2 separate regions of the Homo sapiens genome follow, and region 1 is linked to region 2. Evidence: chromatin loops called from intact Hi-C (ENCODE). Cell type or tissue: spleen. All regions are shown on one strand. Links, peaks and the distances in the headings refer to the core of each region. The heading gives the core; the rest is flanking DNA. Region 1 has its middle 29 kb from the start of MOCS3. Region 2 has its middle 150 kb from the start of MIR3194.

Region 1 (8,328 bases), core at 119-8,118, 320 kb after region 2:
CTGCATGTGGTGTGTGTGGATTTTTCTTTTAATTTTTTTAAATAACTAGTGTGAGAGAATGTGTGTGGATTTTAAACAAAAATACATTCAGCAGCTGATTTTCACTGCAAGCCTGAGTCCTGGACAGTTCAGTGGAGGGAAAGCTGGCTTGTATTTGCCTTAGGAAATACAGATGTGCTTTTGGGGTGGTCACAACTTCTCTCTCCTAGTTATGGCCGGAAGTAGCTGGTTTGCAATGAGCCTGAGGGTGCTGTCAACTCTTGCTACTCAAATTGTGACCATGGACCAGCGACACCTATGCTACCTGGAAGCTTATTAAAAATGCAGATTCGGCTGAACACAGTGGCTCACGCCTGTAATCTCAGCACTTTGGGAGACCAAGGTAGGAGGATGACTTGAGGCCAGGAGTTCGAGACCAGCCTGGGCAACAGAGTGAAACCCCGTCTCTAAAATAATAATAATTAATTAATTAATTTAGTTTAAAGACAGAAATGTGGCCGGGCATGGTGGCTCACACCTGTAATCCCAGCACTTTGGGAGGCCGAGGGGGGCGGATCACAAGGTCAGGAGATCTAGACCACCCTGGTTAACACGGTGAAACCCCGTCTCTACTAAAAAAAATAAAAATACAAAAAATTAGCCCGGCGTGGCAGCGTGCGCCTGTAGTCCCAGCTACTCCGGAGGCTGAGGCAGGAGGATGCCATGAACCCGAGAGGCGGAGCTTGCAGTGAGCTGAGATCGCGCTGCTGCACTCCAGCCTAGGCGACAGAGTGAGACTCTGTCTCAAAAAAAAAAAAAAAAAACACAGAAATGCAGACTCTTAGTCCCCACCCCAGACCTGAGGGATGAGAGTCTGCATTTCCATAAGAATCCAGGTGATTGGTGCACACAGCGACATTTGAAAAGCTAGTATAAATCCACACTGGTGGGACCAGGAGCTGGCTGAGAGTAAGGTAAGGGAAGCTGAGTTTTTACTAGGATGACCAACCATTCTGGTTTTCCCAGGACATTCTTAGTTTTAGCACTCAACATCCTGTGCAAACCAGGATGATTGGTCATCCCTGCTACTGACCCAACCACCTCTGCCAGCTTCTGGGGCCCTGGTGCCTAAAATTCCCAGTGAGAAGACCCTGGCTCCCCGACTGACTAAGGCCTAACAGTCGGCTGGGTGTGGTGGCTCACACCTGTAATCCCAACACTTTGGGAGGCTGAGGTGGGAGGATTGCTTTGTTAGGAAAGTAAGAGCATAACAGGGCCAGAGTAACACCATTTTAAGTTCCGCTCCATTTGAGACTAGCAAAGCACATTCCTTGCTGGTCACCACCCATAGTCATGGGATGTTTATAGTAGAGGGAACAACTAAAGCTGCCTGCAAGGACATGCCCCTATAACAACAGAGAATCCAAATGTCCCAATACCCATAACAATATATGTTTTCTAAATAATAATAGTTATGCTTTGATGTACCCACCCAAAAATGTCAAGGATAGTTTCCTTTAACTCAATAGAATAATAAATTTTGTCATGCTGTCTGCTCACCCGCATGCAGGCATAGCTTAGTTTAGTCTTTGCATAAACAAGACCTCTATATAAGCAAAGCTTAGGCTGGGCATGGTGGCTCATGCCTGTAATCCTAGCACTCTGGGAGGCTGAGGCAGGACGATCACCTGAGGTCAGGAGTTCGAGACCAACATGGTGAAACCCCGTCTCTACTAAAAATACAAAAATTAGCCAGACGTGGTGGCATGCACCTGTAATCCCAGCACTTTGGGAGGCCTAGGCGGGTGGATCACGAGGTCAGGAGATCGAGACCATCCTGGCTAACACGGTGAAACCCTGTCTCTACTAAAAATACAAAAATTAGCCGGGCGTGGTGGCACACACCTCTAATCTCAGCTACTTGGGAGGCTGAGGCAGGAGAATGGCGTGAACCTCGGAGGTGGAACTTGCAGTGAGCTGAGATCGCGCCACTGCACTCCAGCCTGGGTGATAGAGTGAGACTCCGTCACAAAAAAAAAAAAAAAAAAAAGAGAGAGAGAGAGCAAAAAAGAAAGAAAGAAGAAAGAAAGAAAGAAAGAAAAAGAAAGAAAGAAAGAAAAAGAAAGAAAGAAAGAAGAAAGAAAGGAAGAAAGAAAAAAGGAAGGAAGGAAGGAGAGAGAAAGAAAGAAAGAAAGAAAGAAAGAAAGAAAGAAAGAAAGAAAGAAAGAAAGAAAGAAAGAAAGAAAGAAAAGCAAAGATGATGCATTCCTCTGCTTGCTTTCTGAGGACACCCTACTCTGTAACAGAGTAGCTTTCAGTAAACTCTTCCTCTCACTGCACTCTCCGACTCCCCTTGAATTCCTTCCTGTGCAAGATCCAAGAACTCTTCATTGGGGTCTGGATCAAGACTTCTTTGTCCAGTAACAGCTTGAGCCCAGGAGTTTGAGACCATCCTGGGCAACATAATGAAAACTCCTCTCTACAAATAATAAAAACAATTAGTCGGGCGTGGTGACATCTGTGGTCCCAGCTACTCAAGAGGCTGAAGTAGGAGGATGGCTTGATCTCAGGAGGTCGAGGTTGCAGTGAGCCATGGTCACACCCCTGCACTGCAGGCTGACCCTGTCTCAAAAAAATAAAAATAAAAAACATAAAGTCTAAGAGGTGTAGGGAGGCCTTGAGTTCTCTGTGGCTTGGTCCCAGCTCCCCTCCCCAGCCTCCTCCTTCTCTGCCTCTCCCTTCTCTCTTGGAAGCTCCGGGCACACAGTGGGTTTGCAATCAGCACATGAGCATGCTGAGGCAGGGAGGCCCGATCCGGAGAAGCTGCTGCTGATGGTATCGTGGTTCATGTCTAAACCTTCCAGGGTCTCTTGCTGACAGACTTGTGCACATCCTGAGGTTCCTCTGGAATGCTCTTCCCTGCCTCCTCCTGACTCCCTACTGTGCTGGCAACCCCACTCTGCACAACCGCCACTCTCCTGATGCCCACCTTGTGCCCTGCTCAGTACACACTTGCAAAGACCCACAGCCAATCCAGTGAGTGAATAGCATGCAATCAGAGGACTCATCAAACTCAGCTACCCTAAGACTTTCTTAAGCTCCCCAGTGGTTCTCAGCCCTGCTCAGGCTAGAATTTTCTGAGGGCTTTTAAAATTTATGAATGCCTGGGCCCTGATACCAGAGATTCTGGTCAAGAACCACAGAGCAGAACCCTCTGAATCCGCCAGGCGTTTCTCACCCACCCCACATTGACCCCAAAGGTCTCAGGGAACTGGGGCGGTGCAGGGGGAGGGGGATGGTTCGGAAACTCAAATGTAAAGCCACTGGGCCCACACTGGCAACCCGCATGTGTGAATCGAAGGCTATCAGGAAATAGAGGCTGCCGGGGCTGGAGCCCAAAGGCTGTCAACATGGCAGCCTAAGCAATGTATGTTCAAAGGACAGCAATGCAGGTGGCTAAGAAAGAGCTGCATCACCTTTCGGAGCCTCAGTTTCCTCCTCTGTAAAATGGGCATGCAAATGATAATGCCCACCTCAGCCGGGTGCGGCGGCTCACACCTGTAATCCCAGCACTTTGGGAGGCCGAGGCGGGCGGATCACTTAAGGTTGGGAGTTCGAAACCAGCCTGACCAACGGGGATAAACCCCATCTCTACTAAAAATACAAAATTAGCCAGGCGTGGTGGTGCATGCCTGTAATCCCAGTTACTCAGGAGGTTGAGGCAGGAGAATCACTTGAACCCGGGAGTCAGAAGTTGCGGTGAGCCAAGATCACGCCATTGCACTCCAGCCTGGACAACAAGACCGAAACTCCATCTCAAAAAAAAAAAAAAAAAAAAAAAAAGTGAACCCCTCGCAGCACCAGGCCTGTATTCCCACTGGCTCAGCTGATGGGCACGGGCTGTCCCTTGACTCACTGTCCCAGCAGCTAGGGGCAGTCCCCGTCACTGCCTGCTCTCCAGCCAGTGTGTCTTTTGTAGCTGCTTAGGGCTGTGATCCTTCTTACAGTAGAAAAACCTTCCTCTATTCTTATGGTTCTAACCCAAAGTGAGAAAATGAAAGTCATTGGAGAGAGCATGTGTTTCTTTACCCCACACCTTCTTAATTCATTTACATTCCCTGTGTGACCCCTGGTTTATATGACAGAAGGAAAGAGGAGTTTCCTTGTAAATGCAAAAAAAAAAAAAAAAAAAAAGCCTTAGAGTTCCTTGGGCCACAACACATGCTATATGCATGTTCATTCACTTCCCTGCTTTAGAGCTCATGTATGCCCAGACTGGTTAATGTGCCAGAAACAGGCATTCCTATACTCCTAACTAGACTCGGGAAGCGGCTGGCTCAACCTAGATTGCAATGGCCTGGATGGCTTGGCAGAAGTAGTGTCTGTTCCTTGTCCTTCACCTCCACCTACTGGTCCTTTCAAGAACTACAACCTTGGGTCAAAACCAAGCTCTCCCCTCTGACGCTGCTTGTAAATACCCACGTTTGTACATTTCTACAAAGGAAAAAGGAAATGTTCTTTTGGACCGTCCGTATCGGCAGGAGAAAATCATTCAGGCCGCCTCTAACAGCTGGTCTATGCCATCCTTAGGCACTTGGTGGGATCTCTTCACAATAGTTTTATGGTTTCAACTTCGAATCAGAAGTCAATCCCAGCCGGACACGGTAGCTCATGCCTGTAATCCCAGCCCTTTGGGAGGCCGAGGTGGGCAGACCACATGAGGTCAGGAGTTCGAGACCAGCCTGACCAACATAGTGACACCACATCTCTACTAAAAATACAAAAATTAGCCAGGCTTGAGGGCATATGCCTGTAATCCCAGCTACTTGGGAGGCTGAGGCAGGAGAATTGCTTGAACCCGGGAGGTGGAGATTTCAGTGAGGCGAGATCACGCCATTGCACTCCAGAGCGAGACTCTGTCTCAAAAAAAAAAAAAAAAAAAAAAAAAAAAAAAAAACAGAGGTCAATCCCAAAACCTGGATCATGCAAGCATGAGAAGAATACAGCCTTTTCTCAGGTCTTCACGTGCCTGCCTGTTTCTCATTCTTCCTCAACTCAAATGTCACCTCCGCAGTAGGTTTTACCCTGGCAACCTTTTTAAAGAAGCCATCACCAGCTACCTACCCAGTCCCTCCTTACCACATCACCAGGACTGACTTCATTTGTAGCTTAAATTATTGTTTATGTGTTTTCTACCTGTTCATCACCTATTGACCCCAATAGAAAGTAAGCATCCTTCTATTTTTGGTCTAATTACATCCTCACTACCACTCTTCAGGACTAATATTATCTTTCCAAATACCCACCCCCTTTTCATGTAAACAAAATGCTTTCTTATGGCAGAAAATTGAGAGTATACATGAAAACAGCAGGGTTTTTTTTTTTTTAAGTGAAAATAACCTGCAATTCCACCAACAAAAGAATAACATTTACTGATGGGAACACTTTTAAACTTATAAAACATCACTCATAAAACAAGAATGCAGTAAAAACCTACAGTGAAAGACAATTTTTCACCTATCAGAACGGGAGAATTCATAAAGCTTTATACTTCATTGTCACCAGGGAGTAGAGAAAGAGGTCCTCTCCTGCACAATTGACACAAACTTTTTGGGACAATTTGGCAAAATTGATCCAAACATAACATGCATATGATTTCTGCCCCAGTAATTACATTTCTAGAAAATTATCCTATAGAAACTAGTGGATATATGTACAAAAATGTTTGTTGCAGCAGTTTGTAGTAGAAAAAAGCCTAGAAACTGGTTGGGATTCTTTATCTCAGGGCCACAGACTCTCAGAGGATTCATGGATAGGATTGTATTTCCGCACAGTGGTTGGTTTCCCTTGCATTGTTACGTATTTTACTTTATGGATTTAAAAACATCTTCCTGCCAGTCACAGTGGCTCACAGCACTTTGGGAGGCTGAGGCGTGAGGATCACTTGAGCCCAGGAGTTTGAGACCAGCCTGGGCAACATAGCGAGATGCTCATCTCTACAAAAAAATTAAAAAATTAGCCAGGTGTGGTGGTGTACACCTGTGGTCCCAGCTACATGGGAGGCTGAAGTGGGAGGAACAATTGAGCCCAGGAGTTCAAGGCTGCGGTGAGCTATGATCTGGCCATTTCGCTCCAGACTGAGGAACAGAGTGAAACACTGTTTTTAAAAGAAAAAAGAGGCGGGCGCGGTGGCTCACGCCTGTAATCCCAGCACTTTGGGAGGCAGAAGCGGGTGGATCACGAGGTCAAGAGATCAAGACCATCCTGGCCAACATGGTGAAACCCCGTCTCTACTAAAAATACCAAAAAAATTAGCTGGGCATGGTGGCATGTGCCTTTAGTCCCAGTTACTTGGGAGGCTGAGGCAGGAGAATCGCTTGAACCCAGGAGGTGGAAGTTGCAGTGAGCCGAGATCGTGCCACTGCACTCCAGCCTGGCAACAAAAAATAAATAAATAAATAAATAGTTTTAATACAATAAAAAATAAAAATATTTTTGGCCAGGCGCAGTGGCTCACACCTGTAATCCTAGCACTTTGGGAGGCTGAGGCAGGCAGATCACCTGTGGTCAGGGGTTCAAGACCAGCCTGGCCAATATGGTGGAACCCCATCTCTACTAAAAATACAAAAGTTAGCCAGGCATGGTGGTGGGCACCTGTAGTCCCAGCTACTCAGGAGGCTGAGGCAAGAGAATTGTTGAACGCGGGAGGCGGAGGTTGCAGTGAGCCGAGATCGCGCTCCTGCACTCCAGCCTGGGCGACAGAGCAAGATTCCATCTCAAAAAAAAAAACAAACAAACAAAAACCTTTTCTGAGCAAAGGTCCATAGGTTTCACCAGACTGCCAAAAAGGAACTAGGGCACAAAAACAGACGAAGGGCCCATTTATTAAAAGGCACCGGTTAATCTGGTTACAGTGCATGCAGACAGTGGGAGGTTAACTGAGGTGTTAAAAATGAATTCAGTTTATCTACATGTTACTGATCTGGACAATCTCAAAAGTACATTGTTAGCTGGGTGCAGTGGCTCACGCCTGTAATCCCAACACTTTGGGAGGCTGAGGCGGGCAGATCACTTGAGGCCAGGAGTTCGAGACCAGCCTGGCCAACATGATGAAACCTTGTCTCTACTAAAAATCCAAAAAAAAAAATGAGCTGAGCGTGGTGGCACATGCCTGTAATCCCAGCTACTTGGGAGGCTGAGGCACGAGAATCACTTGAACCGGGGAGGCGGAGGTTGCAGTGAGCAGAAACTGCACCACTGCACTCCCGCCTGGGTGACAGAGCGAGACCCTGTCTCAAAAAAAAAAAAAAAGGTACACTGTTAAGTGAAAAAAGCAAGGTGTAGAATGGTGTGTGGAACAGTGTGCAATGTATGCTCACATTCGTATTGAAGAGAGGGATATTTGCATATCTCTGCTTGTGTAGGCACACACCATCTTAGAAAGGAGACACAGGACTCTAGTAACCATGGCTGCTCTGGGGAAGCAAGCTGGTGGTCTAGGAGTTGGGATAGAAGGGATACTTAGTTTTTGTTTGTTTGTTTCTCACCTTATCTTATGGTACTGAGATACTTTTTACTTCTTATCTTTTTATATTGTTTGGATTTTTTTTTAACATGTACAAACATTTCTTTAAAGTTCAACTTGGTATATCTTAAAAAACTAAAAAATAGAAACAGAAAAAATAAAGTTCAACTTGGAAAGTTTAAATAAATCTGAAGTGTAATCCTTGAAGCCACAACATTTAGTAGACTCTCATTACATTTGTTGAAGAAAAAAGAAATACATGACGAATCAAGTGACTACATAATTGCTTTCTAAAAAAAGTTATACTAGGTCAAGTTCAGAGTCCTCCCTGCTCAGAATTCCCTCCCAGGTAGACAGAGCACTGCCAGTCTCTGCGCTGTCCTGTGGACACCCACTGTGGATTCCACAACACACGCCTTCTTCCTGTCGGCCTTGAACTTTTGTGTTGCACTGTCTAAATAGCTGGACCTCTAATAAGAAAAAATGTGATCCTGTCTACTTTTTTAAAAAGGTTAGCCTGATGTGCACACCTATAATCCCAGCTACTGGAGCCTGGCATAGGAAGATCACTTAAGCCCAGGAGTTTGAGGCTGCAGTGAGCTATGATCAGACCACTGCACTCCAGCCTGGGCAACAGGCTGTCTCTTTAAAAAAAACATGGCGGGGAGTATTTGCCGGGCACGGTGGCTCACACCTGTAATCCCAGCACTCTAAGAGGCCGAGAGTGGATCACCTGAGGTCAGGAGTTCAAGACCAGCCTGGCCAACATAGTGAAACCCCATCTCTACTAAAAATACAAAAATTAGCCAGGCGTCGGCCGCCAC
Region 2 (8,328 bases), core at 64-8,063:
TAAAATTGGTCCCTGTGAATAACCTGCCCACTCCATTCTTCTCTCTCTCATCCCAGAGGTTTCATAATCCTAAATACAATGCTTGTTATTCCCATATTTGCCTTTACATTTATAGAACATATGCACATATATCCCTGTGCAACAGACACTTTTGCTTTCATGCTTAAAACTTTATATAAGTAAGATACTATGCTTTTCTCATTCTAAAATGATGTTCTGAGGTTTGTCCATTGTCGTGGGTTGCGACTCTCTGGGGTTGGTGTCATATAGGTGGTGAAAAGAATGTACCAAGATAGCTGTAGGTAAAGAAAGGCAGATTTACTCGAGAAAGCGCTGCAAGGAAGCAATGGGCAGGTCAGCAAGAGGGGAGCTGACTGCAAAGGGACAAAGCTTGCTGGAGATTTTATACGCTGGTTCTTGGGCTGGAGAGGGCTACGTGCTGTACTGATAACACCAAGGTTGCAGGGAGCTAACTTGCATTTTTCTATCAGCCAAGAGTCTGGTAATAGCTGGGCACAGGAAGACTGTGAGTTATATTGTGCAAGAGGTCCATGGTCCTGCATTGTGTCCTGGAAAGGCAGACTTACAGCTTATCTGCTTTCTCTTTTTGCTTTCCCTTTGTCCCACCAGCCTGACTCCTCCTCCCTAATGAGAACTCCACATCCATGTACATCAATGAAGCTGTAGTTGTTTTTGCTGCAAATATGTCACAAGGCATTTCTCCACTCTCCCATTGATGGACACTTTAATGGTTCCTAATATTTCTCTGTTACACACAGATGCTGTTATGAGTCTCCTTGAGTATGGCTCCAGCATGCTGGAATGGGAGATTGTCTGGAGTAAAGATACGTAGGGGTGGAACTGGTGTATCATATGATGTGGGTATGTACAGTTTTGCTCTCCACAGGGGTTGTATCAGACTCATAGGAATTTTAAACTGGGGACAGTATCAATGACTACTGTACAAAAGCCACAAACCATAAGCCCATGGAGCTAAAAAAGCTTGAATAATATTTGAATCACCAATGCTAACATTTACAAATAGGAAGAATTCATACAAAATCCATATTTGTAGCTTTTTGTGAAACGCTGGGCAATTCTGGGCCCAGGCAGCTGCAGAGGTGCTTCTTGAGGCAGAAAGAGAGGGGGAGAAACACCCCAGCCTCTCTCCTGCCCTCCGAATTCTGCCTCCCATGGCCAAACCCAGCTGGCTCAGAGGCCTGCAGGGGTCAGCCCTCCTGGGGTTGACCTCATCCCTTTTCTGTGCCACTTAAACATGGCACAGTGTTCTCACCGACTTGATCTCAAGCTTCTTGAGGGCAGGCAGAAGTTCCTGGGCATCAATCTGTCTCCAGAGCCAGGCTGATAGCCTGGTCCTAGCAGGAGCTAGATCGGCTTTATGTTACTGGAAGAAATGCAGACAGTGACCCTTAACCAGTCTCTCTAACTAGTCTCTCACAGATTCCAGGCAGTTCATTAAAATGTTGAATTATAAATGGACAGAGAGTCAATATTTTAAGTCTATGGACCATATGGTCTCTGTCACAACTATTCAGCTCTGGAGTTGTATAGCGTCAGGGGCCATATACAATGAGTGAGTGAATGGGTGTGGCTGTGTTGCAATAAAACTTTATTTGCAAAAACAGGCAGTGGGCCATATTTGGCGGTGGGTTGCAATTTGTGGCCCCCTGCTATGGACCATGATGTAATTGGTACAACCTGGGTTTACATTTGCACAGCTGTTAGCAGTAACCCTGGGAGTCAGGCCACCAAAAGAGTGCTGAACTGCTCTTTGCTAGAAGTAAAGAGGAATTTTGAAGAGGGAACACTGCAAAGAGAGGATGGGAGAGGAGAGGGGATGAGGAGGGGAGGAAAGAAAGATGAGCTGGACAATAGGACAAGGGGCTGGAGCCAGATGGTGAACATAGCCGGGAGGCTTTTGAAGATGAGGGAGATGCAGCTTTCAATTGTAAGATGTCTTTGGTTACTGATCCAAACCTTCAGTAAAGTCTGCTCTGTCCCCACATGCCTTTGTGAGTGGTTTGTGTGTGTGTATGAGAGTTAACAGAACGTTCTGTCTTCCCAAGCACCAGGCAGCTCCCCAGCACTCAGCCCCGCTCAGTGCAGGCAGAATGAACCTCACTGATTGCTACAGCTACCTAGAAAGGTAGCGAAGAATCTGAAGGTCAGAGAGGTTAACCCAAAGTCACACAGCCAAAGAGAGAAACAGAAACCAAATCCAAAGCCCTGATTATTTCCTTGATTGCCCAAACAGCTGGAAACTTGAAATCAGTTTTTCTGTTTCCTGGAATGAGCTTTGGTGTATCCCTTTGAATGTGGGTTGGATTCCTGGGGATTTAGCCTCAAACCAAACTCTGAGGCCAGAGTAAGGTGAATTAAACCTGGGGAGGTGCAAGGGAGGTTATCTTATGCTCCTTCTTCCCTCCCCTGGACCTGGCCCCTGCCTTGGGTACTTCCCCACTACCCTGAGGCACCTGCTTCTGGTGGGGGTTGGGGCGGGGTGGCGAGGGAAGGGGTGACCTGGGCTCTGTCTGCTTCTCTGGGAATTAGAAAGGGGGTGGGGTGTTTTGTCATCTCTGAAGCCAACACCTGGGTTGACATCATCCAGCTACCTGGCACCTTTTATGGCAGAAGGATAATTTGGCCCGGGCCATTTATTCACAGAATCCTCCAGTTTAGACTTTTGACATTATCTATAAACAAACTTAGATGTATCATCATTGAATCTTATGCAAAAAGCATTACTTTGTTAAACATAAACACTTATATTTTACCACAATTCTGACATCCCTTTTTGCCTTAAACTTTTTTAAAAATATGGGATGGCTTTGGCTTTCCTCAGCCTCTGAGAGACTCTCATTAGGTGTCAAACCCAAGAGCTAAACAAAAGCTGATTTATGCAAAATGTAAGCTCGTCACAAGTCAATTAGGGCTCAGACAGGCTTTTGTGACAAGCACTTTCTAATCAATTCCATCCGGCTCTCTCTGAGAGTCTATGAGAGAATAAACACAATAATGACATTAAAATGGGCAGTGGGGCTCTTCACCTTCTTGGGGTTCCCATACCTTTGCCCTCTGACAGCTGCTCTAGGCCTTTACCCAAGGAAATGTACAGACATGAATGCAGCATTTTGTTTCCAATTTCAGGGATGTCTAAACTACATCCACGGACTCCTTAAGTCCCCACATGAAGAAATTTTGGGGCTGGGCATGGTGGCTCACACCTGTAATCCCAGCACTTTGGGAGGCCAAGGCAGGCAGATCACGAGGTCAAGAGATCGAGACCAGCCTGGCCAACATGGTGAAACCCCGTCTCTACTAAAAATGCAAAAATTAGCTGGGCGTGGTGGCGAGTGCTGGTAGTCCCAGCTACTCAGGAGACCGAGGCAGGAGAATTGCTTGGGCCCGGGAGGCGGAGGTTGCAGTGAGCCGAGATCGTGTCACTGCAGTGCAGCCTGGGCAACAGAGCAAGACTCTGTCTCAAAAAAAAAAAAAAAAAAAAAGAAAGAAAGAAAGAAAAAAGAAATTTTGGTGGAGCCTTTTTAAATACACAAATTAAAAACAGTAAAGAAATATAATTCCTGATCGATGCAATTGTCCCCCAGGCGTAGTCTTTAAGCACACATTCTACAGCTCCCAAATTCAGGAGCTGGAAGCACAGCCTTGCTATGAGGTGGACTTAGCTTCAATCTCTGCCCGGATGATATTGGGCAAATGGCCCAATCATTAAAACGGACACATGAATGGGACCAACCTGGCCGAGTTAAGAGGATTGAATTAATATTTGCGAAGTGCACAGAAGGGCGCCTGGTATACCAGAGGTGCCCAATCAAGGTTAGCTCTCACCAGCATCGCTGGTTCTCTTCCCCTTCGAGGCCTGCGCAGGGCTGGGGAGGAGGGATCACCCCTGCCTGCTTGAGACCGGCTGCCACATCGCTGGGAGGACGCCGGGCTGCCCTAGAGTGGCCACAAGAGGGAGCAGTTGCCTTTCCTAACGCCGAGGCCCACCTGCGCCCAGCCTTCCACTCAGGCAGGGGCAGACGACGTGGGCTCCCTAGACCTTGGAGCCTAACCCAGAACCTTCTCTCCCCACCACAGCTGGAGGTGGGGTGGGGTAGGGTGAGACGGGCCCTGCTCGCAGCTGTTCTCTGTGCACTTGGGACAGGGCTCTAATTTATGCCTGAGCACCGTGGCCTGAGGTTTCTTCTCTGCCAGCCTCAAGGGCTGGTCCTCACTTTGTCTTGCCCTTAGCGCCCCAATTCCTTGCAGCAGGTCCACATGCCCCGCTGTGAGATATGTTAGGACTGGCAAGGCCATGTCCCTTGCTGGGTGCTTGATCCCTTGGCCTCCCCACAGCTGGGTGTCCGCACGGCCAGTGGCGTGGATGCGGGAGCTCTCTGGGGTTTCCGGAAAAGGCTGTAATTTCTTGTCTGTTCTGTGGGTGCAGCACATGTGCCTCCAGCCCCATGCTCCTGCTTCAAATGCAGCAGCTGTGGTGGCCATCCTGAGACTGGAAGGTGACAAATATAAACCGAAAACAAAATTCTAAGCCCCCAGCTAACTGAATGGTCCCCTCCTCTTGGCCAAGGGTATCCTAAAGTTAACCTGAAACACGAGTTCAGGCCATGATGGGAATGCGGGTCAAACAGGCCTCATTATACCTCCGCCCTTTGGAATTCAGGCACGGCTGACCAGCATGAACATTAAAACAGAGACCTTAACACTGACAAAGCCGACTCTACCAATAAGATGCCAACGTGACAGATAGCAGGCTCTGAACGAAATTGAAGTATTTTACCCCAAAATATGTTTCTTTGACATATTTTGAAATGGCCTTGCAAAGCTGTCACTTGTGGGTAAAAATCTACATTCTGTAGAGAATCCTCTTCCCTTTCCAGGCCTTTTTTCCTGATCCAGGAGAGAATTAACTAAGTCTGGCACCTTTCTAAGCCTGATAAGACACATTTACAATCTATTCTCTCTACCTGGAGGCTTCATCTGCATAATAATAAGAACCTTGGTCTCCACAACTCCTTAACCCAGACACTCCCTTGTATTGATTCCAGGTCTTTAGATAAACTCTTTCAACCAGTCACCAATCAGGAATTCAGGAACTCTTTGAATTCACCTATGACCTGGAAGCTCCCCTCCCTGCTGTTCCTGCCCCCAACCCCCACCTTTGTGTTATCTCTGCCTTTCCAGAGGGGACATTTTCCTCTAGCACATGTAAGATGTATAATATATGTCAACCTCGGGACCCCAAAATAACTAAGACAAAGGGAAAAGTCAAGCTGGGAACTGCTTAGGGCACACCTGCCTCCCGTTCTATTCTATGGCTACTAGGGTAAAAAAGCTACATACCTCCCTCACAATTTGTCCACGAGGAAATTCCTTGCAGACAAAGGACAGACAGAACTCAAAGTCATCTCTCTGTGCTCACTGAGATAAATGCATATCTGATGGCTTTCTTTGGAAAGGCTAATCAGAAACTCAAAAGAATGCAACTGTTTGTCTCTTATCTACTTATGACCTGGAAGCCCCTCTCTGCTTTGAGTTGTCCCACGTTTCCAGACTGAATCAACGTACATCTTACACACACTGATCGATGTCTCATGTCTCCCTAAAATGTATAAAACTAAATTGCCCCGAGCACCTTGGCCACACGTCAGGACCCCCTGAGGCTATGTCACAGGCACATCCTCAGTCTTGGCAAAATTAACTTTCTAAGTTGATTGAGACCTGTCTCATATATTTGGAGTTCAGACATGTATTGACTGATGTCTTATGTCTCCCTAAAATGTATAAAATGAAGCTGTAACCCGGCACATATTCTCAGGATCTCCTGGTGCTGTGTGACAGGCTATGGTCACTCATATTTGGCTCAGAATAAACCTCCTCAAATATTTTACAGAGTTCGACTCTTTTTGTCAACACAAGCCAAAGGCACAGAAAGACAAGCTGGGGAGCAGAAAGACAGCCTGACCCACCCAGGCCTCCTGTCCCTCCTGGGGATACCCTAACATGCACGGGCTGCTTTGCCCCTCCAAAGGCTGTCTGTGGCTCTCAGGAGAAAATCCAGATGGTGGCCTCAAGGCCTGCCCCTGCCTGGTCTCCCAAATCTCCTGCTTGCTAACTTCCTCCTGCTGCCGCAGCCTTCTCTTCTGCTGCTGCACCATGCAAAGTCCTGCCTCAGAGCACTTGTACTTGCTATTCCCTGCTATTCCCTCTGTCTGGAAAGTCTTCACCCAAATTTTCAAACAGGGTGGCTCCATCATTCACACAGCTCAGCTGTTACCTCCCCAGAGGCGCTTCCCTTGACCTCCTCCTGTTTCATGCCTCCTCTGTTGTGCATTACTGTGTTTCGAACTCTTCACAGCACCTTGTGCTATCTGTGACAGTGGCAGGAGGCAGACAGGGGTGGGTCCCTGGTGAAACACCACCTTCAAGCCAAAACAGCCTGAAGGCTGAAAGACCGGACTGCTGGTTCCAGATGAAACCCATGACTCAGGACAGAAGAGTGAGAATTTCTGTTCCTGTTTGCCCATCCTTTCCTGATTCTTTCTGAATGCTTTTTAACCAATCAAACGTGGCCTTTTTCAATAGTATCTATGGCCCGCCCCTCCCCCATCCTGTGCCTATAAAAACCCCAGACTCAACCACACTGAGAGAGATGACCTGACTTAGGGTGAGAGACTACTTGCCCATCCCCTCTCCACTGAGAGTTGTTTTATCACTCAATAAAATTCTCTGCCCTCATCACCTTTCAATTGTCAGCATGACCTCATTCTTCTTGGATGTGGGACAAGAACTTGGGACCCACCAAATGTGGGTACTCAGAGGGCTGTAACACTGTGGCTCTCAGCCCTCTGCTGGCAGAGGGCAGCCACCCCATGTGACAGGAAGCAGTAATGGGACCAGAGCTTCCCCCGGAGCTGTGGGCTGGAGCGGGGCAAGGGGCTGACCAAGCTGTTAACACACCGCTGTCCGTTGGACTGTGGACGGGAGTACTGAACGAGTTAATTAGCACATTTAAAACCCCTTCTGGGGCTTTGGGGTTGTGGGCACCCCTGGCTGGGTGCCACCACATTCCCCCTTGGGGTGACATGCCTGGTCCAGCCACAAGCCCAGCAGGGAGCCTACCCCTGTGCCAGCTTTTGGAACAGCTGGCTGGACCCCACACTTGCTTGCTCACACACCCCTTCCCACCAGGGGCTAAGCATGCAGTTGTGGTGGCCATGGGATCCACGGAGTGCAAGCCAGACACAGCCTGGTGGGCCAAGTAGATGGAGCACCTCCTGCTGCAAGCCAAGCAAAGGGGCCCGAGAAAAACCCTGTCATCTGCAATTACCTTGTTTATTCCCAGTAAATTTTCAGAGGGCACAGTGTGTGGCCCAGAGTACATAGGTAAGTATGTTTACTAAATGAATGAACATATTTTCTTCTTTGCATAAGGTAACATATTTTCCTCTTTTGAGTAGGTTCTTTGCAACCATGAAACTCCTGAGCAAGGTAATGGGACAGAGAAATTAACTAAAGCCAAGCCCCACAATGAACCGATTCTGCTATGGCTGCTGCAGGGTGAGCTCTCGTCTCTCCTTCCCAGCTGTTCCCCTCTTGGCAACAGCACACCGTCCCCCCTTGCCCCAGAAGTCACCCATTCACCTTACGTTTGGACATCATTCCTGGCATTAAGACTTCTCTCCTGGGGAGGGGTCTTCTACCGAGGTAAGCGGTTGGCATCAGCATCCCTCACCTATCGACAAAATGGATGCGGGTGATGGCCACCCACTGTGTGCTCTCAGATGAACCTGAATCGCCCCCCAGATGGCTTCTGGGAGAGGGTATTAACTGCAAACGTTTGCAGAGCCATGTGCTGAAATGTGGCAAAGTGTGTGCTTTTAAAGGAGAAGGCTCGCAGAGGAAATGTGGATCGTTGCCCCATCCTGCAGTTTTGTGAATTTGGAACGTGTTCACTAGGGTCTCTGGAAGTTCACGGTAGCCAGCATGTCCACAAATAAGGCCAAGCAGCCAGTTACAATGTCCCCACCCTGCACTGTGGCTGAGAGGCCAAGCCCTGCAGCCGCACAGACCTGGGTGTGAGAACAGCTACGCTGACCGTGTATGAGCTGCATGACACTGGGCCGCTCAAACGCTCTGTGTTTCACTTTCCTCATCTGTAAGTGCACATTACAACTGGAACGACCTGATGCACTCCTACAGAAGAAATTAAAATTACGTATGGAATGCAGGCACATCTTGAATGCAATAAATGTTCACTTTTATTGAGGTCAGGAGGAGCATTGACCA

Evidence for each region. A loop is a pair of places that touch in the nucleus more often than their neighbours do. Peaks named below come from ENCODE experiments on the same cell type or tissue, not always from the same donor. Only the 100,000 strongest peaks of a DNase experiment are listed, where the experiment ranks them.
Region 1: a loop joins it to region 2, with 8 times the contacts of the local background. A loop is called at or near these places in 104 of 110 quality-filtered maps.

What each region holds. Positions count from the first base shown.
Region 1 is chr20:50,983,961-50,992,288 of GRCh38, reverse strand. No RefSeq gene overlaps it. Among named protein-coding and RNA genes, the nearest start is that of MOCS3, 29 kb to the right of the region's middle. RefSeq lists an enhancer at 1,684-2,646. In spleen, for the core only: a CTCF peak has its summit at 4,421 (motif pointing left); a DNase peak (open chromatin) is centred at 4,342; H3K27ac peaks cover 293 bases; H3K27me3 peaks cover 3,574 bases.
Region 2 is chr20:51,302,625-51,310,952 of GRCh38, reverse strand. No RefSeq gene overlaps it. Among named protein-coding and RNA genes, the nearest start is that of MIR3194, 150 kb to the left of the region's middle. RefSeq lists enhancers at 1-29, 3,753-4,713. In spleen, for the core only: CTCF peaks have their summits at 3,761 and 3,964 (motif pointing right); a DNase peak (open chromatin) is centred at 3,982; H3K4me3 peaks cover 470 bases; H3K27me3 peaks cover 1,827 bases.